3 separate regions of the Mus musculus genome follow, and all the other regions are linked to region 1. The links are chromatin loops, found by intact Hi-C in ENCODE. Cell type or tissue: left cerebral cortex. All regions are shown on one strand.

Region 1 (8,000 bases):
GGGGCAGAGAGCATGGTATACAATGTTGCAGGCAATGGCTATATTGGGGAAACACTGGAGAAGGAACCTTCAGGACCAGAGGCTTCTGGCTTCCTTTAGCTTACCCAGAGCAAATCACTGAGCCCCGTGGAGGAGGAACTGGGGGTGCTTTGGGGGAGACCTCCAGCTCAAGGCTGGATAGATTGAAAGACTAGTAGCAATAAAGTGGCCCAGCCAGGATCAGAACAAAGCCAAGGAGCTAGGATGCCAAGCAGGGAGCCTACTATCAAGGCCAGGTGGCACCACATCCTGCAAAGCTGGAAACAGCTAGTCTGCTAGAGCTAAGCCCAGCAGCAGGCAAAGCCCAGCGATGCAGCCGACCTCTGGGTGCATCGATCAGGTGTTTCCTTCATTCCCCCATGCCCATCCCAGTCCAGAGCTAAGGCTCTACCTGTGGGCCCTGGAGAGCCTCACATTACGCTTCCAGAGACCTTCGGCTGAGGAGGGGATGAGTGCGGGGGGGGGGCACCATGGTGAGCCAGGTGGGAGACGGGAATGGGAGGAAGCTGAGAAGGCTAGGGACACAGCAATGTCACAAGTAACACTGAGCTTGATGACTTGGTGACAGATTAGATGTGAAGCGTGAAGGAGAGGGGAGAGCCAAGGGAGAGAGTAAAGTTCCCACCCCCTCTAGGCTGGGGTGAGGGAAGGCAGCAATGACAGGGTTCCTGGGAAGAGGGGACAATGGGAGCCTGGTGGCTTGGCATGAGAGGGCCTGGCGTTTGTGTGCACAGAACAGGTTCCTAGGTGGCAGCATTGGGGCCTTCACCTAAAAGGGCTGTGCACCCCAAGCTATAGCTTAATCCTGCAAGCCTGAGACTCGTGGCAGCACCAAGCAGGAAAAAGGATGTGACATGGGTCAAAAGTAGCTGCTCCCAGTCCCCAGACCTCTGGGTTGGAGCTTTTGCACCCAGGTCAATACTTATCCTGGCGTCCTGGAAGAAAGCCTTTTGCAACATGGGCAGAAGGGGGGGGGGGTAAGAGAGACAAATGGGCCAGGGAAAGGATCAGCTCTATCCCGAAGCATCTACAGCAGCCTACCCCACGTGCAAGAAGCAAGAACACGGTGCTCTCTGCCCCAGAGTGATGGCCTCCTCCACAGTCCTGTCAGCCCAGAGTGGAGGTGGGCAGAAAGTCCAGCAGCCCCAATGACGGGAACAGGGGTGGGCGGGAGAGGGACAAGGGCAATGTTCGAGCCTGGTGACCCTCAGCTCATACGTTCCAGGAGAGCCTGCCCCACCCCCCATTGCCTCTCCTCCCTAGCCATGGTACTGTCTAGGGGGCACCCAAGACAAGAAGACATGAAGGGTAAGGAGTTGCATGTGCCGGCCGGCTGTGTAACTGGCAGAGCATAAAAGGGACAATCTGTCACGGCAGGTGGGTGTCTGTGTGTGCAGGCGCAGACGGGGTATGCCCAGGTGCATTTGTGCTGAGGGATGGCTTTTGTGAGTGGTAGTGTGTAACGTTGGGTGACAAAGGATAGATAGGTGCTTGGCCTGGGGGGTGGGCAGAGTCTGCACTGGCTCAGCAGTCCTAAGCCACCCCCACCTTGCACGTGTGAGCGCACACACATACACACATCCAGCCATACCCCTCAAGACTGCCTGGTTGACCACTCTCCCCCCCCCCCCCAGCCACTCACAGACACATTTTTCACCAGCTGCTGTTGCCAAGGAACTGATAAGCAGATGCAGGGATGTAGTAGGGTCATGGCAGGGGCAGCCCTACCTAGGTATCTGTCCACACATGCCCAGAGCCTGTGTGGGGAGGGTGAGATGTGTTCTCTTTGAGAAGTAGGGCCACTCCTACCTCCATACCTTTCAGCAGCTCCTCTCACGGCTAGAGAGTTAATGCCCGAGACAGGCTCTAATCCCAGGTAGCTCTGAAGCACTCATGCCCACCTGTCTGTCAGCCCTGGGAAACCTCAGGCCAGCCCCCAACAGGTGTCCTGCCAATGGGCAATGCAGTTCTTCTTGAAGTGCAATCCTTCATTCCTGGTTTTAGTGCCCTCACCTACAAGTGTCTGTCGCCCCTGTCTGTAACGCTCACTGGTGCAGTACCATGCAACTACCACACGCATACAGCATGTTAGTACTCATCTGACCGTACACATGACAGCACTACCCATGCCACATCAGTGGTGCCCCCTGCCCCCATTACCCAGGACACATGTCAGTCCACACCATTCCCACCCAGGTGCTCACGTGGCAAAATGCAGCTCTGACCACACAGCCCCTCTCACACACATGCAACTCAGTAAACATTTCCTGGGGACCCATTCAGTGTCTGGCAGCACCTCCTCTGACACCCCCAGCTCATGACTATGGCCAGTCCTGCAACTCACACCCCTAAAGCTAACATATACAACATGAATACACAGCCAACAGCAGGCAGCCCAATCTGAGGGTTCGTCAGGATTAAAAGGGGAGGCCATTAGGAAGAAGGGCTGGTTAAAGTGAGGATTTAGGGTGCATTGACAGGGGAAGGAGGCAGAGCAGGGGGGACGAGGTAGAGGACTTAAGGGGCAGGATGGGGAGGGCAGTCGAGGCAGTGGTGGGTGAAGGATGCAGTACGCAGAGACTCTTCAAGGAACCAGCCATCGACCTTAATCATCTGGTCCTTGACGGAGCTCTCGTCTTTCTAGATTGGCAGTTCAGAAATCCACACCCTTAGGAGAAACTGGCCTTGCCAGCCTAGGGATCACCTCCCGGGAAGCAGGCTCTGGGGGCATCAAGCACCAAGAATTGCTCAGGCACCCTTCCCAATACCCAGAAGCTCAGCACTGCCAAATCCTTAGGGGCCAGGAGATTAGGGACCCCCACAGCTCGGTCTAGGTGCGGGCTTTGGGAGATTAGACAAAACCTCCCCCCCCCCCCAGGCCTCTCACGCAAGGAGGTGGGCTAAAAGGCTAGGTTATGAAGGGGCTGGTTAGGGTGGCCAACAAGACACGCGGGGAGACTGCAGGGCTGTGGAGTTTCTGAGAGGTTCTCAGAGCCCGCCAACCAACAGCCAACAGCAAACAACTCCCCTTCGCCCTCCTCTTCCCCCCTCCCACCTCCAGCAGCGAGGCCAGGAACCACAGGCCACCACAGGGGCCCCAGTGCTTTGACTACCGGCTGCAAGAGCTGAGGGCTGTTGGATGCCTCCACGCCTGAGTGTGTGCGTGTGCAAGCCTGTGTGTGGTGGGGACAGAGGAGGACACTATGTTCTAGACGTGGGCACAGGCCAGGTGCCAAGCTAGAAATTGTGAGTGGCTGTTTGGGGCAGTCCTACCTGGAAGAGCTGTCTTACCCCCCCCCCCCCCCACACACACACCCCATTTTCTGAGCACTAGCATATGGCCTTGAGTCCTTCAAGTCTTGTCTTTTTGTCTTTCCTGGATTATTTCAAACTGCCGTCGCGCTCCCCCCCCCCCCCCATCATTCTCCCGGGCCCGTGAAACCAGCAAAAACTTCCCCCACCCGGAGGCGTGGGGCGTCTACACTCGCCAGCCCCGTGCGCTGACAGCTGTTCTGGACTTGGCAGAAGCAAGGCTTCCGGGAGAGCGCACCAGGAAGCTGCGCAGCAGCGAGTGGCGGCCCCCGCGTCCTGCCCAGCAAAGTTTGGCCTCCGGGGGCTCCCAGACGGGTCGGCCGCGCAGGTCACGGCCACCTCCTCCCCAGAGCTAAGCGTTCGCGCGCACGGTCCCCCGCAAGCCTCCCCAGAGCGCGCGCGGCGTGACTCACCCGAACCACGAAGCCAGGCAGTGAGGACTATGCCCAGGAGCGCTGGCCACAGGCCGGGCCGGACGGCCATGGCCGCGGGCGGACGAGCGGGCTGGACTAGGGGCCCCGCGGGCGGGAGAGAGGCTGTCAGCGCCTCAGCCGAGAGCCCCACCTCGGGGCGCCCCCGGGGCCCATGCCAGAGGACAGCGCTGCCTCCGGGCGGCCGGCTGCGGGGCGCACGCGGCGCGTGGCTCCCCTGGGCACCCGGAGCGCAGCAATGCAGCCGGGGCGGAGCGCAGCGCCAGCCGCGCCGCGCACCGAGCCAGCCGCCGCGCGGAGCCCGCAGCCGGGGAGCGGGCCGGCGGGCGCCGCAAAATCCGGACTGGAGCGGCGGAGCGGGGCGGAGGCGGGGCGGGGCGGGGGAGGAGGGGCCGGGCGGCGCTGCGAGCGCGGGCCACCCCCTGCACCGGGGATCCCTTCGGGCAACGCCTGAGGCTCCCCCAGGGAGGAGCTGGGGTAGTGGGCGGGGAGGCCTCCCACCACCCCTCTCAGTCTCCAGGGACAGAGACAGGACTCTGGATCCCGGAGTGGATTGCTTTTCCGGATCTGGCATCACCCTGGTCCGCCAGTCGGCGCACAGGTGGCCCGGGAGGGGCCCCGGGCTGCGGCGACCCCGGCGCAGCGCCAGCCTGCGGAGAGCAGCTCGACTCTGGAGTGCCCCAGGCAGGTTCCGCTGCAGTCCCTGCTTGCACCCCTGCCTCCGGGCTGCGCTCCGAGATCGTCAGCGCGCCGTGGTAGGCAGCTGGCGGGCGGCTTGGATGGGGGACTGCAGGAGAGGTCCCGGGGCCCAGCCGGCGCGCAGGAGCCGCCAGGCCCCCACCGTCTCACCATCCGCCTCCCCAAGACAGCCTGGTGGGCTTCAGGGGCAAGCGTAGCAGCGTGGCCCCAGGCTTTCTTAATCCCTCCACGCCGCTGGCCCAAAGGAAACAACCTTAGGGCGCAGCGCAGCCTGTAAGGAGCGTCGTGTTGTTTGCGCCCCGAGCGCGCGCGGCGCTGGAGACGTGGGCGTGATGCAGGAACCAGAAGGGTTTTGGGAGCTACAAACTCCTGGGGTAGAATAGAAGTGTCACATTCTTCTGGCTCTGTGACCTTGGGCAAGTCACGGGGCGTCTCTGGATCCCAGCAGAATGACCGCTGGAGGATCTCCTATTCCCCACCCCCATTCCCTAAGCTGGTTAAAATAAACAGAAGGCTGCCCTAGAGAAGGAAAATAAACGCTCTCGGTGTGCACAGGGCGAGGGATCTGAAAGAGAGGGTCCCACTTCTGGCCAGGAGGAGAATGAGAAGGGTGAAGACGGTCACACACTCAAACGCCTCCAGCGCCGATCGATAATATAAATTGGTGCTGCAGGCCAGATGATATAAGAATGGTCTTGGCTTCCACAAAGAGATATGAGCTCTCCTATATTTCTTGAGACACGAGGCCCTCTCTCGGTCTGTCTTTTGTTTCCCACTTTTTATAGAGAAGGTTATGAAAAATGTTTTGCTTTATTCTGCTCTCTTGTATATGTGTATATCTGCATATGTATATGTGTGTGTGTGTGTGTGTGTGTTTCTATTCACAACCAAAGCTCCAGATGTGAATGTACAGATTTTGGGCCTCAGGGCCAGACAGGCAGGGAGACAGGGCACAGGGTCATATCGAAATGGCTCTCTTGTTCTAGGTGCCTGTTGGGAGGGGAGGAGCCAATTGGTTTTGTTTACCAATTTTCAATAGAAGCTGTTGTCTGGGAAAATAATTTTTTTAAAGATGTGTGTGTGTGTGCACGTGTGTGTGCGTGTGCATGTGAGTGCGTTGCATAGTGCCTGTGTGGAAGTCAGAAAACAGCTTGTCATTTCTCTCCTTATGTGAGATTCGGGGATGAAAGCCAGGTTGTAAGGCTTGATAGCAAACCCCATTATTCACTGAGGCATCTTGGTGGCCCTAAAATTGATTTTTAATACATGTGTGTATTTATAACCTCTTTTACCCAGATGATCATACTCCCCAACTTCAGCTTTTTAGACAAACACATTAGAGAGTAGAGCTGATCTACAGGCTGCTCCAGTGTGTGTGTGTGTGTGTGTATGTGTATGTTTTGTATGTGGTGTGAGTGTGTGTGGTGTGTGTGTGAGAGCAGTTGTTGTATGCCCAGGCTATTCTCCTGTATTCTATTAATACCCCTACAGTGCTCTCCTGGATCTGAATTTGGGTTCACAGTGTGGAAGAAATGTTGAAGGCTTGGGGTTTGGACACTGAAGGGAGGCCGTTGTCGATTAGGGCATGGTGTACATGAGGAAGTAACAATGTGTTTATTGGATAGTACTATGCCCTTGCCTACATCTGTAGTTTGCTCTAAGCAGTACATGAAACCCCGTTAAGTCAACATTTCCACTTTACACAGATGAGGCAGCTGAGAGTTAGGCAAGGACCAGCCTTATCCCAGAACTGCGAAGCTGGCTGAGAGGGGCCCCAGGAGGTTTGATTTCTGGGCCCGTGATCCATACATTTCTTCCTCCTAAAGCTTCTTTGGGGTTAGAATTGGGGAATCTCTTCTCTTCTCAGTTCTTAGCCCCTCTCTTTCCATCTAGACTAGAGAGGCCCGTGTAGCAGTCAGAATAGGTTTTGTCATGGTAACAAATGGTCCCCAAAGTATCAGTGGCTTTAATCAACAAAGATTTATTTCTCATTTGTCCATCGTGGCTCTTCTGTTCCTGGTCATATTCACTCAAGGGCCCAGGCTACCAAGGAGACAGAGAAACAGGGACTCTAGAGAAACACCTGACAGTAAACAGTGGCTTGGCCTGAAAGAGGACCTGCTACTCTTACCCACAACCAGGACCCTACCTGAGAGAGTACGCAGGGTGGACCTGAAGCTAGCGAACAGCACTCAGTAATATGTACAGCCTGTCCTTTTGGGGGTGGAGGGGTGGAGTCTTATTGCAGCACAGCCTGTCCATGGGGTGGGATCTTACTGCATCCCACATCTGCAGCTGTGCCTAGGCCCAGTTTCCTAGAAGCCAAGCTGTTCCTTCGTTCCAGACTTTTCCATTTGCCTTTCTCCCTTGAACACTTTATCCTCTGCTGGTTACATTGGCAAGCTCCTTTAAGTCACTGAGACACTTCAGCTGTCCCTTTCTAAGTGGAACTCAGGCAAGCCAGGAGAAAGAGGAGAGATGCTTTGCCAGTGTCACTCCTGCTGTGGAGGCTCAGATGGCAGAGGTGGGGACAGATCAGGGAGCCTCCCACTCAAGACTGCTTTGCAGGCTGCAACACTCCACTTAGTTCAGCTTCTGACTCCACTATCCTGTAGCTCATCCCACTGCTGAGAACCCAGCTTCCGTCTCCTGGAAGCACCCTTTGTTTCATTTGAAGAACCAGCCCTTCTGCCCTTCAGCACAGAGTTCATGTGCTCTACTCGCTCAGTTCCAAAACATGGAACGAACTTCTATCTTGCTGATCAACACCCAAGATCCCATGAACTACCGAGACAGGCACAGAGTGAGCACTGGTCTGAGCCCATTCACCGAGGCTCATTTCTGGAACTCTGGTTGGAACTAAACAGTTACTTTCTTCATGGACACAGTCTGGACATGAAGCTCTGGCTGAATGAGCAGACATGCCTGAGGCTGAGGCATGGACAGAGAAGCCAAGCGTGAAGGGAGCCCCGAGACTGTGCTGTGTCATCCAGAAATGTTTCTGGAGCTACTAGGAATACCCCTGGATCCTTCTGTTCTCTCAGCCAGTATGTCACTGTTTTGATTGTAAGTCCATTTGGGTTTCTGTCATTTGCTTTAGAAAAAAAAAAGATACATAATTATCCTTTGTAAGGGCTGGGTATGCAGCTTAGTCAGTAAGTTTGAGCATGCTCAAAGCCCCAACACTGCAGAACCAGGCAGGTATCAGGAACCTGTAATCCCAGCACCTATGAAGTGGAGACAGAAGGACCCATGCCAGGTCTTCCCAGATATATAGTGAGTTTGAGGTTACCCTAGGATGCATGAAACCCTATTTCCAAAAAGGAAATTATCCTTTATATACATATATATATATGTATATATATAAATCTGCTCTAAGCTGGGCACGGTGGTTCACACCATCACAACAATAGAAAGCAAACTAGCAGGCAATACCTTAGCACAGGGCGTGGATGCTCTTGTGATAGCGGTTCCAGGACCAAGGACAGCACCCAGCATGCTCAGGTTAGGACTCTGTCC
Region 2 (8,000 bases), 51 kb before region 1:
GGCCAGGGGAGTTTCCAGATAACCCCAGACAATGGGGGCAGCAGGGCATCCTCTCCCTGGTACACCAGGGCTTTACTCTTTAGATCTCAGAGATGAAGTCACCTGGCCACAGTTGGTGACGGAGAACACCTCCCTGCTCCCCACACTATTGCTCTGCTGACCATCCATGGCTATGCTCTCAGCTCAGTGCCTGCTGCCCCAAATGCCTTCTCCCAACCCTGCAGTCTGTCAGATTCCCGCTCCTGCCTATCCTTTGGGGCCCGGTGCAAAGTCCCTCTTTGGGGAAGCGCTCCAGAGCCCCCAGGACAACTCTACCTCCTCCCGCTCCTCATATAGCACCTACACCTATGTCCCCAGAAACTTGGAAGAAGCTAGAAGGGGCAGCTCAAGTTAGGCCGGTGGCTGGTGGGCAGCTACGCGCAGAGGTGGAGCCTGCCTGGGATGGTCGGTACTAGGAGCACACCATCTTGTCGCCCACCTTAGTGATGTTAAAGTTGATGTTGAAGCTCTGTCCATCTCCCTCCACCTGCCACACCCACACCTTGCAGGCCAGGTCGCTGGTGCTGGCATTGACGCGCTCCAGGGTGAAGGTGCAGTGCAGATACTGCTGAGTGCCATTCCAGATGTGGTAAAAAGGGATCTCCTATGGAGAGGGGCAAAGAGGAGGCGTCAAGCGTGCCCAGCGCCAGCAGCCCCTGGAGCGCTCTGGTCGTGGGCTCAGGGTCTCACCTGGTAGCTGACAAGGAGCTTGCTCTTCCACAGGGAGCTGGGCACGTCGTGGATGGACAGACGTAGGTTGTGGTAACTGTCTTTGAAGTGCAGGACACGGGGCTCCTGGATCAGCTGTCCACCCAGCTGCTTCTCCAGCTGCACCACCTCCTGCAGTGCCCGGGGTGGTCAGCAAGGCCCGACGGTAGGAGCAAACCCTCCCTGTCACCCCCAAGACAAGGCAGTTGGATGCCAAGGGCTGGGTGGTCCGCCAATGGGGCTGTGCGCGGCAGTACCTTGAGAGCATCGTGGGTGTCGTGCAGGCAGTACACTCGGATGTTGTACTCGAGGGACGTACAGGCCACAGGGGCAAACAGAAGGAGCCTGAGGCGCTTGGTGGCAGCCACGCTGAGGGCCTCTCCCACCAGGGCAAAGCGGCCTAGCTGCTCGGTGAAGACATAGCAGGCCCCGGCCTCCAGCTGGCAGTAGTAGAGATGAGAGGGCGACTCCTCACCAAGGTGCAGCACGTCCTGTGGGCGGGGCCTTGTGGGTCAGTGCCTAACCAACTTAGGAGTCCTTAGAGCCTCCGGGCCACCCTCAGCTCAGTTTGGGGAGACTCGAGACCACATAGCTGCCAAAGGAATGGGAGGCCATGCCCAGTGTGGGGCCAGTGATTTGGTTGGGTGGCCTCAGGTAGTCTTCCCAACTCACCTCCCAGCTGCCCTCACAGGACTGCTTTTTGAGGCGCAGGCTCCAGCTGTCGGGACTGGGCTCCCCGCAGTGGTCCATGGCAAGGATGACTGGCCGGGTGAGCAGGACTCCTGGGGGCCCACAGCTAACGATAGGACTCAGCAGGGTCTGACAGCCAGCTAGGGGCAACCTCAAGTGGGGAAACATGGGTGGAGAGGGAAAGGCGTCAGTGGCCAGTCCTAGAGACCGTGGGGTTAGGAGACAGACTCTGCAGTGGGGTGGTTGACACCGTAAGGACGGAAGTTGCAAATCAGGGTGAGCTTAAGTGCGCCTCATCCCCTGTGCTCCCTCGGGCCAGGTCAGAACAGGTACAGCAGTGCTGGGCGGGGAATTGGGGTGGTTCCAGCGATAGGAGCAGCAGACGGTGCCCTCCCCCCCCCCCCACCACCACAGCAGGCAGGGCACACACCTCACGTCTTCTGGCTTGTGCAGAGTGAGGTAGATCTCGTAGATCTTTCCTCGGGGGATGGCGTCCGGGGGTATGAGGAGGCTGATTCCTGTAAAAGCAGAGGGGTCACGGCTTGTGGCTACAGATACCCAATAACTACCCAGGAACTAGCCAGACCCACGAGTTTCCTCTTCAGACGCCCTTGTCTGGGGACAGAGGTGTTTCAAGGACTGCCATACTGTCCACCACCCACATAGGCACGACTCTGAGTCAGGGAGACTCCAAGAACATCTGAGGCAACCCAGCTAGAAGCTAAAGTAGGGCAAGAAGACACCAAGGAAGTGCGTCCTACATCCTGTTCCGTTCTTTGGGACCAGGGTACTTTCTGCTTAAAACCTTCCCCATCTTCCAGGCCTGCCATGGAAGGCTCTTGACTGTCATCCCAGCAGTCGGTCCCTCTGCCCAACTTTGCTACGTTCAGCGGTTCCAGAACAGGGGCCTTTGGTCTTGCTCAAGCTCCTCCCCCCTTAGTCCTGTCCCCTCTAAGAACTGGTCTCTTCCTGTCATTGTCTCCATCCTTGCGGGGATGGGGGGCAGGTCTATAATAGCCCTCAAGGGCCAAGATCTACGGCTCCAATGTCCTCCTGGTCTGTTGATGCGCCTCTGCCCCAGGAGTGGTATCAGTGTGTGGAGGAAGGGGAGTTTTGTAGTGGAGACAGCAAGGGCAGGGCTGAGACATCACGGAGAGCAGCATTGAGGTCCTGCTCTGAGGGCAGGAAAAGGGGAGACATTCTGTGACTTTGCCCCTAAAACAGCAGATAGCTCCACTGTTTGCTGGGCTGGACTCTCAGGCTGTTCAAGGGCTATGTAAGGACACTTATATTCTACAAACTCACAGTGATGGTTCCATAGGGTCACACAGCCTCCCGACACTGAAGCTGTCGAGTGGTTTAAGTGTGCTCTACGATGTGTACCTGTCCGTGTCTTACCACCGAGTGATGGGTCTTACCACCGAGCTGTCTCACAGACAGCTCGAACCCATGTGCTCGAATCTTTTGCTTCCTTCACTAACCTGTGCTGACCGTAGAACCTGATGCTGCCTGGAGTCGGGGGCAGTCACACACCTCCTGGTGTGAATGCCTGCTGGAGAGTAGTATTCAAGATTGAATACTCATGCTGGCCACTCAGAAAGCTAAGAGGAAAAAGGGCGCTAGCTTTCTCAGTCCAGCAAGGAGAGAGGCAACTAGACAACAGAGAGGGACACAGGGGTGGGCACACTGCAGGGGCCACGGAATACCCACCATCTGTCTGCCTTTTTGTTACAGCTAACAGGGACCAGCTCACTTCACTGAGCTATGAGAATTTCTCATGCCCTGTCCTGAGGGGTGTATGAGGCACAGGCAGCAACAACAGATGAGCCAGGAGGAAAGGTAGAAAGACCATTACTTATGAGCCAGGGACAGTGTCATGTGTTCAGGTGCCAAAGGTCTGTAGGGGCTGTCACATACAGAACTGCATATAGGAGGGAAAAGCACACAGCGGCTAGCCAGCAGTGGGTGGGTTGCATTAGCCTTGTCACTGGGGCTCTGTAGAGAGCAACTGGGAACCTTAGAAGGGATTGAGTGGGGAGGGGGCATAATCAACTCTAGATTCATTCAGTAAATGTGTAGATGCCGCGGTTGAGGTAAGGGAGGTGCTAGCCTGGGTGTGGTGACGCACCAGGGCAGGATGAGGAGCAGGAGGAGACAGGAGCTATTGGGAAGGGGGAGCATGCAACATCATGTGATACAGCTGACTTATAGCGAGGGGGTGGGAATAGAAAGAGCAGGAGCCCAAGGTGACCCCAGGCCAGTTTCTAGCTTAAGCAATGACACTGTGCCAACCGTGAGCCGGGGAAAGCCAGGGAGGAGGTAGCTGAGAGAAAGGGTGGGAGACGGTTCTGTTTTCGGCACAAAGACTCCGAGGTGCTGTGAGACAGGCAGATGGAGCTGTCCAAGAGGCAGCTGAATGCAGAGTTCCAATGCTCTGCAAGAACTGGGGGCTGGGATGGAGGAGTAGGTGAGATCACTCAGAAATGGCACGGGCGGAAGTGGGGGTGGGTTGGGGAGGGGTATCCCTGAGGAACGCCTATACCGGAACAGCCAGGGATGGGCAAGAACAGGAGTATGTGGGGTCACCTAAGGAGAGGGAACAGAGAATGTCAGAGTGGGGTGGTCAGCCTTGTCAGAGGTTGCAGAGATTTCTCCAAAGATGGCCTTTGGAGGGTCTGTGGATCTTCTAACAAGAGGTCTCAGGGACCCTGTCTGAGGCACTTCTGTGGAGTGGTGGATGAGATGGAGGACGCTGGGAGGGGGCAGGTTCTAAGGGGTGCTCTGCTGTCTTGTTTTGTGAGCCTCTGGGGTCTGGTGTTAGGGCCCGATGCAGCACCTATCAACATGTAAGGCTGACTGTGTGATAAATGAACATACAATCCTTTCGTGTCCACAAGCAACAAGGAGACCCTTTCCACAGCTTTGCTATAGCGCCAACTGCATCCTTTCCTATACTGGCCAGACTGGGCCACTCTGCACGAGGCTGGTGCACTCTGGGACGAAAAGATGACAAGACTAGTCTTACCTCTCATGTTCTCTGGGGAGTTCTAGGGGCCTACCTGTGTTAGGGATCATCAGCCGGCCCCCGAGGAAGTTGAAGGTCCCATAGGCCATGTTGCTGGTACCGCGGGGCAGAGAACGAAAGTAGTTTTGGGTGGAGAGGCGGGAGACGAAGTCCTCAGCCTCAGAGGTGGGGGAGCTGTGGTGCAGCGTATGGCGGCCACTGCCCAGTGGGCTGAGCAGGTGACCATTAGAGAGCTGGAACTTGGGGCTGGGTCCATCCTGCCGGGGACACAGGCTGCCCTGGTAGGTGGTCGTGGTGGTGCTGAGGTCCGGTTGGATGGTGAGCAGATGGGGATTGTCTACAGGATAAAGATGGATTCAGGTAGCGACTCCCCCATCAACAGCCCTTGCCTTGGGGGTGCTCAGGCAGGAGAGCAGGGGTAGGTGGCACCTCACCTGCTTTGCTGGGCTTGATGCTGACAGGCTGGAAGCCTGAGGTAAGGATGGATGAGTCAGCCACGTCTGAGTCCAGTCCTTCCTTCTTGCGGCAGTAGATGAGGACGAGGACCAGCAGCAGCAAGATGAGGCACACGGCCACGGCGACGAGGCCGATGTAGAGAGCCACGTCCTCGGGGCCGGAAGAGGCTGCAAGAGAAAGTGTGGTCTTGAGAATGGCAGGGATGTAGAGGCTTCAGAGGAGAGGCCCATGGTTTATCCCCAGGAGAATAGGATCTCAGCACCCCCTGGGCAGTGGGCACGTGGCAGGGAGCGTGGTATTGGTGGGTACATCCTAGTTCTATACCCACCACAACCTTGCTTGGGATTGAGCAAGTCACACCCTCACAGGCAGAGTGGAGCAGGGGAAGAGCTACTTCACCGGGGTGAGTGGTGGTATATCCTTGGCTCCTAGGCTGGGGGTCAGGGTGTCTGGGGCAAGGTGAACTCCTGAGAGACCCTAAGTATGGTGCTATAGTTTGCACATGCCTGCCTAAGGATTCATATTGACAGGTGTGGTCCCCATTGTGGCAATATGAGCAGCAGTGGGGCCTTTTAGGAGGTGGGCCCCAGTGGGGAGGCATTACATCATTATGAGTGCTGCTCTTAGACCATGGGGCTGTCCATCTTTCCGTGTCTACCTGTCTCTGTGTCTGTCTTTTTCTCTTCCTGACACGTGATCTCTCTCTTGTCTACAGTACTGACATGGTGCTATCTGCCACCAAGAAATGTGGCTTGGGGTAGAAGGCACATTTACCAGAGCCAGCATCACGCTATTTGGAATTTGAGCCTCTAAAACTAATAAATTTCTTTTGCTAGTTCATTATAGAAATAGAAAATAGGCAGATACATGGGTGGTCAGTTTCTCAGGTGTTTCCAGGACAGTGTGAGCCCTTGTGTATACCACCAGCCCTGAAACTGGGGTGGGTGGGGGACCAACTGCTTGGAGGAAGCACTATCGATTTTTAAGAGTTTTGCATAATGGAAGAAATGTCCATCAGAAAGGAATTGACACAGATAATTAGGTTTTTAATTGAAAGAACAGGGGAGGGTGTAGTCTAAAGGAAAAAAACAATCCAACAGAGATCTTTAATTGTTAGTTATGGCCTTGTAATTAACAGGCCTCACAAGCCCAGCACCCCCACAGGACTTATGTGTGAGCTTGGGGAACGGGATAATTTCAAAGCCGCGGGGGAGCAGTTGGATGTACAGGGGTCAAGATTCACATCTGCATGTGTCTCAGGGGGAAGGTGGTGTGTCTGTGTAACAGGGAAGAGTGTGCTAGAGATGAAAGGGACCCCTGGGCTCCCAAGCTTTGGAGAGACACAGGCAGGAGAGTGGCTGCCCTGACCACAGCCCATAGGGCTGTCAGACGGAGGTGAGCCCTGGGGCAGAGAAGACTCACTGTGCAGGCAGAGGTCACTGGTACAGTTGCGGGTGTCCAGGTCAGCACCCCGGCACTCCTCACCTCCGTTGCGGGGCGCTGGGTCGGAGCACTCCCGGCTCCGCCAGTGGGTGCAGTCAAGCCCGCAGGCTGACCACTTACTCCATGGGCTCCAGCTCCCATCCACTGAACAAGAGAGACAGGCAGAGAGGGAATGGGACAGTCAGCTTAGGAGGTTGGCCTGGGTGGCTGGCCTGGGTGGCCCCGCTAGTCATCTGGACCAGGCAGGGCCTGGGCTTGGGTACAATGCCAGGGTCAGGCCCTCTGATCGGTCGGACCTTGAGTGTCCAGCTAGCCTTGATGACACATGCTAATGACAAGGAGACGCAATGATGCTGGGGCCTGCTCGGCTCTCTCAACCCAGGGAGGCTGTCCCTGTCCTGAGGCGGTAAGGGCTCCTAGTCACATGATGGCCCTTCTGGTCCAGGCACAGGTGGATTGTGCAGCCCCAGGCGGAGCCTAGATCCTGTCCTAAAACTGCACCTTAGACCCTAAACCGAGCCCTTGACTCTGACCACACTGCACCCTGATCCCCACCTCAGACTGAGCCTGGCCCTGTGTGTGGCAGGCGGGTGGGATGGAGCCATGGGGGAGGGGGCGGGCAGGCTGGTGGGTGCGATGGAGCCAGGCCACGGAGATGGCGTGGTGAGGAACGATGCAGGAGTCGGTGGCTGCCGGTACCTGGGCACAGAGTGGCGCAGGCTGTTTTCTGGACATTCTGCCCCTCACAGAAGGCGCCCCCGTTGAGAGGTGCCGGGTTGGTGCAGCTCCGGCTCCGTTTCTGCCAGCCACGCCCACAGCTGGCACTGCAGACGGACCACTCGGTCCACGTCGACCACCCACCGTTCACTGGCCGGACAGAGAAGGACTGGGGTCAGGGAGCGGGGGCTTCCTCAGACATGCTGGGCCAAGGGATGGGGCAGGAGGGCAAAGTTCTTATAAGCTCGGGGTGAGTGGGCTGCTCCTGTGCCTGGAGAAACCCTGAGGAGGACCAAGCCTAGGCTGCTGGGCCCCAGGGGCTGGCAGAGCCTTCAGATACTCTACTCTTGGCAAGTGTCAGGGTGGCCAGACTAAACTACAGGTCACAGGGCACCTCCAGCTAGAACCCAGCTTCTCGCAGGGCAGCTCCTATCCGACCTCCTTCTGCTCTTGGGGGAGGAAGGCGTCTCATTCTGAGGCGCTCTCTCCCATTTCGGGGACTGAGACGCCCAAGGTTGATGTGTTACGTCCCTCTGAGCCTCCTCTTGTCTCTTCGTCTCTTGCACCATGCTCCCCACTCACAAGTGACCCACATGTCCCATCCCTTTGCCCAGATACACTTCTGCTCTCTTTCCTAGTCAAGCCACTGTCTGGTTAGCCTGGTTCTTGCTCCATGCCTTTCCGTCCTCTGAGCCACACACCAAGTCCCTGTTGGCACCTCAGTACCTCTTCCTGTGACTGGGGAGCCCAGGACCCACCATAAACAATGACGGCCGCAGAGGCGCTTCGGCGACGGGCCACGATGTTCTTGGCCACGCAGGTGTAGTTGGCAGTGTCGGCCAGGCGGGCCTGCCGCACGACTAGGCTGTGCTCCCGTGTGATGTACACATTGGGGTCGAGGGAGGGGTCCACGAGGTCCTCA
Region 3 (8,000 bases), 61 kb after region 1:
AGGATTGTGCGCAGGAATCCAGAAGGTGGTACCCACAGCCTTGAGAAAGGCCCCTGTGTTTAAGACTGAAGCTAATCCTTTAGAAGCAGACCTGGAACCTGGGGCACGGAGGGGGTGGGGAGAGACAGACAGACAGACAGAGAGAGGAGTTGAGAACCTGGTTCATTACTTTCCTTGTTGCTATAACAGGACACACGACAAAATGTTGCTTACGGAATGAAGGGTTTATTTGGCTCAAGGTTTAAAAGCTCATAGTCCATTATGGCCAGAAAGACAATGTGAGCCCTTGGCAGCAGAAGTATCCAGTTAAGACTCCTCACATCCAGGACTGGAAAGGTGGCTCAGCAGTTAAGAGCACTGACTGCTCTTCTGAAGGTCCTGAGTTCAAATCCCAACAACCAAATGGTGGCTCACAACCACCCGTAATGAGGTTACAGTGTACTTATTTATAATAATAAATAAATCTTTTTTTAAAGACTCCTCACATCTGGAAAGCAGCTGGCACAAGTTCTTTCCCATTTCCCCAAGGGGACTCTCACCCACTTTCAGGGTGGGTGCTCCCTCCTCAGGTAAGCCTGAAAGCTTTGGAAGGGCTGTCACAGACATGCCAGGAGATATGCCTCCCAGGGGACTCCAGATCCATCCAGCTTAATGATGAATTAACCGTGACAGCCCTAAAGACCTTGCTGGAGGCCCAAATCCAGCTGTTCTGAAGGTCACCTTGATGTTTTTCCTATCATGGATTCATATGCATATTTTTTCCTAGATGAGCTAGTTTGGGTTGGGTTTTTTTGTTATTCATAAAAAAATGTTGGTCTAATAAATATGAAGGAGTAGAATAAACCATATAGAACAATGTTCTTAGTTCTCCCAAAAGCTTTAATGAGAGGCAGCATCTGTGTGTGTACACACCCACACACATGGGCACACATACATGCAAAATATGTTTTAACCTCAGCTTTACTTAGATATGCTAAAGGATTCCAAGGAGTTTGCTGTGTTTTTGTTTGTTTGTTTTAGTTTGCTTTTTTAAAATGTGATGTAGTGTCTTGTATGTGTGCATGTGTGTGCATCACAAGCATGCCTGGTGTCCATGGAGGTCGAGAGAAGATGTTGAATCCCCTGCAAGAGGGAAGCAGATGGTTGCGAGCTATCACGTGGGTGCTGGGAACCAAATCTGAGTCCCCTGCAAGAGCAGCCAGTGCTCAAAGCTGCTGAGCCATCTCTTTCAGCCTCCTCTGACCCCACCAGCCAGGGAAAGAGATGTTTAACCTGCTTGAACGAGAGTTTTAGAACAAAAGGCTGCATCTGGGGGAAACCCTTGTGTACAGAGAGGTAAGATCTGAAGAGCATACACTTGTTAAGCCAGGATTGGCTGCCCCAGCTTGCACCTCCACATGGGAGCCTCCCTCTGGGATTTTGCCTTCTATTAATAAGGGACCTGGTTCTTTCCACCAGAATGTAATTCTGTATTTTAAATGCAGCTTGACTCAGCTTTCAAGCCCAGCAGATAACACTATAAATACCTGGGATGGTACAAACCTGCCTTCCCGTCCCCGTCCTGATGACACCAGCATCTCAGCCCTGCTGAGTTTTCACCTCTCTCTGGGTCTGCAGTTTGTCCTTGCTGGTCCTCATTTAAAGGCCTAGGTCCCCAGGCCTGGTATGGCCAGCCCTAGACGCTGTACACAAACCTCTGAGCTCGGTGGTCCTTTGGTGTTCATAGCTCACCCTGGTTTACACACACACACACACACACACACAAACACACACAAGCACAACCCTAGGGAATCCTATCATGGCCTGGCCTTCCATATCTCATTTCAGTCCTAAAACTATTTATTATTTTATATATAAACATAAAGTGTTTTGTCGGTATGTCTATGTACCACATGAATGTAGTGCCCACAGAGGCCAGAAGAGGGCGTCAGGTCCCTTGTAACTGGAGTTATAAGTGGTTGTGAGCCACCATGTAGGTGCTGGGACGAATTTGGGTCCGCTGGAAGAGCAAACAGTGCTCTTAACTGATGAGCCATCTCTCTAGTGCCCTATACTTTTTTTTTTTTTTTTTGAGAATTCATGGTAAAGAATATGCAAACAACTCAACCAGCTCCCTTGATTTCTCAGCCGCCCTTCCCCAATCTCAGTTCCCAGAAGAGGGATCCTGACTCGATGTGGACACTAGAGGATCTGTTCCTACCACAGCCATCTCTCCCTTGAGCCACACCCTTGCCATGAATGCTTTTGTGCACATGAGGCTCATTCACAAATCTCCCAGCATGCACTACAGGCACTTCCCCTAATGCGCATGTGCACACAACAGCCTATGCCAACGCTTCCTTCTCTACCACTACCACACAACTTCTCACCTGGGGTTAAATGAGATTTTATTTCTTCCAAACAAGTTATTGAGCCAGTGAGATTGCTCCATGGGTAAGGTGCTCACTGTAGACCTAAGTTCAATCCAGGATCTACGTAAAATTTGTATGAGAACACCATTCAATTCCAGAGAGAAGCAGGAGGTTGAAGAGGGGAGTGAAGGAAGATCCCACCTTGACAAAGTCGGCTGTCTACTTTGCTATTCTCCCAGCTCCTGGTGCCAGGGCCGGGAACCCACTGCTCTGTGAGCTTTTGGGGTGTTGTATGGCTATCCTTTTTATGGTGAAAAATAGATCGTTTGTTTATCCTCTATCACTGAGTATATTTCCTGAGTTTGATTGGGCAAATGTATACACAGTAGTTGTGCGTGTGTGTGTGTGTGTGTGTGTGTGTGTGTGTGTGTAGCTGGATCTTCCAACCCATGTCTCTGCAGATGCCAGGCAAGTGCTCTATCACTGAGCTACCCGATGCCCAGCCCTCATATTCCCGTTCAATTGTTACTTGTGTGTCCACATCAAATCTGGCACAGAAAGCACCACCCCGCAGCACTAACTTCATCCTTCACACTGTCCTGGGAGGTGTGTGTCGCAAGCACCCAGCCCATTCTACAGATGAGGATCTGAAGGCTCCAGACTCCCAAGGTCACGTGGCAGTGAGACAGACCCGAAGCCTTGGATGCAGGTTTGCAGGCAAATGCAACTCAAAGCTCAACAGCCAAGATGTATCTGAGGAGTTTCTATTTCAACTGAAACAATGTTGCTTTCTTCTACCGAATCTTTTTTTTTTTTTTAAGTAATGCAGCTGTCTGTTAATCTCCCCCTTGGTAAATGCTAAGGATGTGTTGTTCTGGGGTGTTTTCTTCCCAAGATCACAGGGAACCAGAAGCAGACCTTCTTCGTCCTTCCATCTCATATTCTACAGAATTGCACTGACTAAGGAGGTCCCCCGGAAAGGTCAACAGAAAAGCAGGTTGTTGTTGTTGTTGTTGCTGTTGTTATATACTTTTTGGCTCTAGCATGTTCTGAATACACCCTTATATAAGGAGTCAGGCGACAAGTTTGTAAATGAATCACAAAAGGACAGATGGCCTTGCTGATCTTCACGGCTCTTTAGCTGCCCCCATTAACTCGTCAGAGTTTGGTTGTAGTTAGGAAAGCCAAGTACGGAATCTCTATGGCAAGCTTGTGCAAGCCCTCTTCCCACCTCTCCCTTGACTCTGCTTCTCACAGCTATGCCCTATTTGCCTGCACTCAGACAGGGAAGCCATCCCTTGAACAGTTGATAGTAAGATGCCGAGGAGAAAGTGTGTGGTTTGGACATGAGTTTTCCTAGCTCTACCATGTAGCTAGCTCTCTCCCAGCACTTGGGATGTGTGAGCATCGAGCTGGTGTTTGTTCCCCGGGAAGACACTGGGAACAGTGTCTTCTGTTCCCGGTTGGTCCCAGCTACCCTGGTCTAAGGGAAGCCTGCCCCAGGAGCCTGGGATTCATTAGGACATTCGTTCTCTTCTTCTCAAGCTCATCCCTAAGCCCACCCTGGCAACCTTGCCTCACCCCCACATCCAATCTGCTCCTAACCTGGCCCTTGTCCACCCTGGACCTGTGAGATACAGCCAGACAATAGAAAACATAATTCACTCACACACACATGGGGACAAAAAAATTATGAAAATGAATTGTAAATAAATATGGCTGCTGAGGACCTAATTCTGATAAGCGGATTTTCAAAATTAGCCATTTGCGAGAGTAGATGAAATGCATTTAATGTGGTGGGTGGAAGGAAGCCGATTAAGATGCGCTACGAACCCCCCTTTCAACAGATTCGGGGAGAAGGCACAACAGGCCCCCTTCGCAGCGAGTGAGCGTTTGCCGGGATAAATGCTGAATGCCTTTTAAGAGCACTAATTTGCTGCTGTCGTGCTGGCAAACAGGCCTCCTGGAAAGGGGCTGCTTGCTACCTTCCGTACAAAAGGCGGACCAACAGGACAGGGAAGCGATAGCCATGGGGGGAGGGGCGGGATGGTGGTGGGGTGACCAGGCCTGCTGCAGAGGCTCCAGATCCCATTCAAGGGGGTGAGGACTCACTTGTCTTCCGGGATACAGGAAAAGCCCTGTGGATAGAAGAACGACCCTGGCTCCCCCCACCTTCCCCGGCCACCCTTCGTGACCCTGCCCCTCCAAAATGCGAACGCTGATCCCAGAATACCTTGCGGCTCCCTCCATGGCAACAGAAGGCTTCCCTCCCGCACTGCCTCTGCATCCTTCCTTCCCACTCCTTTCAGCCCACTCCTGTCCCCTGAGCCAAGCCTCTAGAGAGGGTTGGCAGACCCATCAGGCAAATGGCTGGTCAATCCATCCCTGGAGGCGGGAACACTAAGCCTCCCTCCTGCTGGAAGATCCCAAATGCCTGGGCTCTGTCCTTCCCTGAGTCACCTCATCTGAGGACCTTGGAGCTCTCCAAAGCAGAGCCCATATTTTAGGTTCGAGGAAACAAAGAGTGTTGTACTGTCACATGGCACCATGCACAGAGGTCTCAGGCACGTCCTGACGTTTAGGTGGCCTGGTCCCCATGGGACCCCAAGTCTCCATGTGACTGGAGCGTCCCACTCAGCACAGTAGAGCTGTCACAGGCAATAAGTCAAAGAGAACGCTCACTGGTGTTGACCTGGATCCGGGGATTGCCTCAGTTTACCCCCCATTCCATTCTCCCAGCTAAGCTGACTTTTCCATCTGCTCAAAATAAACCCCAGGACCCTGCACCGGCTGCCTGCTGCCGACCTCTCCCCTCCTCCTTCCCCTGACGCTCCTGTCCCATCAGTCACCTTTCTGTTTCCTTACAATCTCCTGTACCCCAGGGCCTTTGCACTCGTTGCTCCTTCTGCCTAGGCTGTACCAACTCTGTTTACACCACATCAAAACGTGGCATTCGGGCAGCTCAAATGCTGCCTTGCCAGAGAGGCAGCTCCTCCCCTCACCATCATCTCTGCCACAGCGGCTGTGTTTGCCACCTTTACAGCAGCTGTCTCCTTCACTAATTTGTTTGTGATTTTATTGTCTGTGTCCTGCCCCTGGAAAACAGGAATCTTCCCACCAGGGAGACAGCATTGTCCCAATGCTGAGAATGGATGGAGCCACGGTCACATCTGTGTGAAATGGTCAAGCCCAGCTTGAAGCCTTGTGTGCTGGCCGCAGGGCCTTTTCACCATAGCAGATGCCACTGCCCAGGTCCTAGTGACAGCTGGCAAGGCAGGGCAGGCTTCCCTCTGAGGCAGCTTCCACCGAGCTGCTCTGAGGATGGGGCTAAGGTGAGATGCTGCCTTCTTCCTGGGGAACAAGGTTCAGAGTAGACTGACAGGGGAAGTCCCTCTACTTCTCTCTCACTCACTGAGGTGGGACCCCAGCATTAGAGCTAGGTGGTCTGCATGGGGGAGGAGGTGCTGACGGAGACTCTAGCCTCAGAAGCTCGGTGTGGCAGTGTCTGAAGCAGCAGACTCACTGGAGTCACTCTTTCCCAGGGCTCAGACTCTTGTAACTTTAACTGGGCAGGGAAAAAGTGAGGCCCAGAGTCTGCACGTGCCTCAGGCCTTTTCAGGGTGACGAGGATTCATTCAGTAGGGTATCCTGGACTGGGTCAGAGGGCCCCAGAATGATGTTCCCTCCAGAGCCATCCCTACCACCCAGTGGCCACCCCAGGTTCTTTCCTGTGCCCCAGCTTTGAAGTGAGAAGCAATGCTTGCCCACATTGGCTGCCGCCCTCCAGTGGCATTTGACAAGTCTCTGGGCAGTCCCCTCCCCCAGGGTGGGCCAGAGAGGGAAGGATGTATGATCCACTTGCTCCCTGCCCCTTTCCCTGCTCACCTGCTTTGGAAGTCAGAAGTACAGTGAACATCTTCCTTACACGCAGCTACAGTGCAAGCACAGAATGAGGGCTGCCTTGCAAGGCTCCTGGAACTGTCTGCAACCCAAGCTGACCCCAGAGGGGCCGGGGAGGTGGCTGGCCAAGGGGGAGACTTTCAAGTGCAAGTAGCTCATTTTCTTGAGACCCAAGGTCTGTGTGTATGAGGCTAAAGCTGCAGGGCAAGGAAGGCTCAGCTCTGTGGAAGGGCCACTGAGGGCCACCACCAGCTGTGTGTTGACCATCATCTGAGGTTCCTGCTGGCCCAGACTGGTTTCTGAAACCTTAAAAGCCTTCCATCTCGGGTGGGCATTGGCTCTCCTTTGGGCTCCAGGAATTCTAGCTCAGTCTTGGCCACTGCCCTTGCCTAAGGACCCCAGGACCATTCAGACTCGCTCTAGCCCATGGCTGGCCACAGCCTGATGGCCCATGAGTTGCTAAGGATTGTGACTGTAGCCTGAGTCTCTGGTACAGATCTGTCTTGAAGGTCTTCTCAAGCAACAGAGTTCCCTGTCCTACAGACACTGTCCCTGGCTTCTCCATCCCATAAGACAGGCTGCTTCCTGCCTCTGGGCTAACGGGGCCGGCAGCTCTGCCTGTGAGAACTCTCAGATCCTTCCGGCTCTGAAGACCTGTCTTCTACAGGTTGGCCCGCAGCCCCAGCACCACTGATGCCCTTCCCTTCCCAGTGACCAATACTTTAAAATTAGTCTTCTGTTCTAACGAGAGCGAGACTCATTAAACTTTCCACCGGGGACGTGTTTTTATGTTATTTGCAGATCGTCAGCCTGGGGTCTTTGCAGTTTATTATCAGAGAGTTTTTTTTTCCCTCCCCCCTTTGTCACTGAAGAGATCATTTTCTGAATCTAGTGGCCCATGCTGGGGAAAGCCTGGGCCTCCCACATGGCCCTCAGACTAGCCTTCCCTGCTCACACCTGCTCACACATGGGGGAGAAGGGAATTCTGGGCCCAATTCCAGATGGCTTAGCAAACCACATGGGAAGAAGGAGGTGGGTGGGGGGAACGAGAGGGAGAGGGGAGAGGAGTCGGTGAATGCTGAGGGAAACAAATCTGAGGCCAATTACCCGTGGCAACCTTGTCGTCCCCCGCCTCCCAAGGAGGGGAGATAGCTGGGGAAAAATAAGAAAATAATATTAAAGCAGTCCCATGCCGTGAGATTGGAGCCCAGCTGGTTGGGAATTTGCTGCTAGGGGTTGGGAGGGAGGGAGGGAGAAAGCAGGCCCAGATAGGAAGGTGGGCAGAGGGTCTGTGGTGTTAAACAGGCACAAAAAGGGAGGGAACATCTGCCCTCCTCTCACGGGCCACTCCCTAGCCCTGCCCACACTGCATGCTGGGTAATAAGGCCCAGGTCTCACAGGCCACCCCTTAGCTCTACCTGCACTGCCTGCTGGGTAATGAGGCCCCGTCTGCTCTTTGCAGCGAGAACATCTTTTTGTCCTTGAGCAGGTGGTGACAGGGAGAGACAGGCTCTGAGAGGGAAGGAGAGTAGCCCAGGGTCACTGGGAGAATTAATATCATAATTGAGAATAACAACTAGACCTTCTATTTACCAGATAAAATACCATCAGGGGATTGCTGAGAGAGATGGGGAAAACGGAATCTGAAATCGTTTTTCACTTCTCTGAAAATGCTGCAGGTGTGGGACTTCCCCCACCCTTAACCCACACCCACCCCCGCCCCCGATCCCCTGGAGATGTCACCACTGA

Evidence for each region. Hi-C counts contacts between places; a loop is a spot of excess contacts. Peaks named below come from ENCODE experiments on the same cell type or tissue, not always from the same donor. Only the 100,000 strongest peaks of a DNase experiment are listed, where the experiment ranks them.
Region 2: a loop joins it to region 1, with 8 times the contacts of the local background. A loop is called at or near these places in 4 of 42 quality-filtered maps.
Region 3: it touches region 1 in a loop (3-fold over the local background); 4 of 42 quality-filtered maps call a loop at or near these places.

What each region holds. Positions count from the first base shown.
Region 1 is chr13:54,945,496-54,953,495 of GRCm38, reverse strand. Unc5a (unc-5 netrin receptor A) reads right to left here and starts at 4,085. Exons shown (of 16, transcript NM_153131.4): 1 at 3,765-4,085. The coding sequence starts at 3,834. Gm31313 (a long non-coding RNA gene) reads left to right here and starts at 7,261. Exons shown (of 4, transcript XR_873485.2): 1 at 7,261-7,547. In left cerebral cortex, CTCF peaks have their summits at 2,110 and 4,340; DNase peaks (open chromatin) are centred at 3,597, 4,321, 4,769, 6,878 and 3 more places; H3K4me3 peaks cover 4,074 bases; H3K27ac peaks cover 3,386 bases.
Region 2 is chr13:54,996,421-55,004,420 of GRCm38, reverse strand. It overlaps Unc5a (unc-5 netrin receptor A), which reads right to left. Exons shown (of 16, transcript NM_153131.4): 5 at 7,837-8,000; 6 at 7,061-7,228; 7 at 6,341-6,505; 8 at 4,897-5,085; 9 at 4,497-4,799; 10 at 1,868-1,955; 11 at 1,420-1,588; 12 at 1,005-1,238; 13 at 730-879; 14 at 479-643. Among named protein-coding and RNA genes, the nearest start is that of Hk3, 21 kb to the left of the region's middle. In left cerebral cortex, a CTCF peak has its summit at 3,830; DNase peaks (open chromatin) are centred at 3,117, 3,787, 4,241, 4,692 and 2 more places; H3K27ac peaks cover 1,332 bases.
Region 3 is chr13:54,884,139-54,892,138 of GRCm38, reverse strand. No RefSeq gene overlaps it. Among named protein-coding and RNA genes, the nearest start is that of Gm31188, 12 kb to the right of the region's middle. In left cerebral cortex, a CTCF peak has its summit at 1,933 (motif pointing right); DNase peaks (open chromatin) are centred at 3,929, 4,327, 4,667 and 7,236; H3K4me3 peaks cover 746 bases; H3K27ac peaks cover 1,271 bases.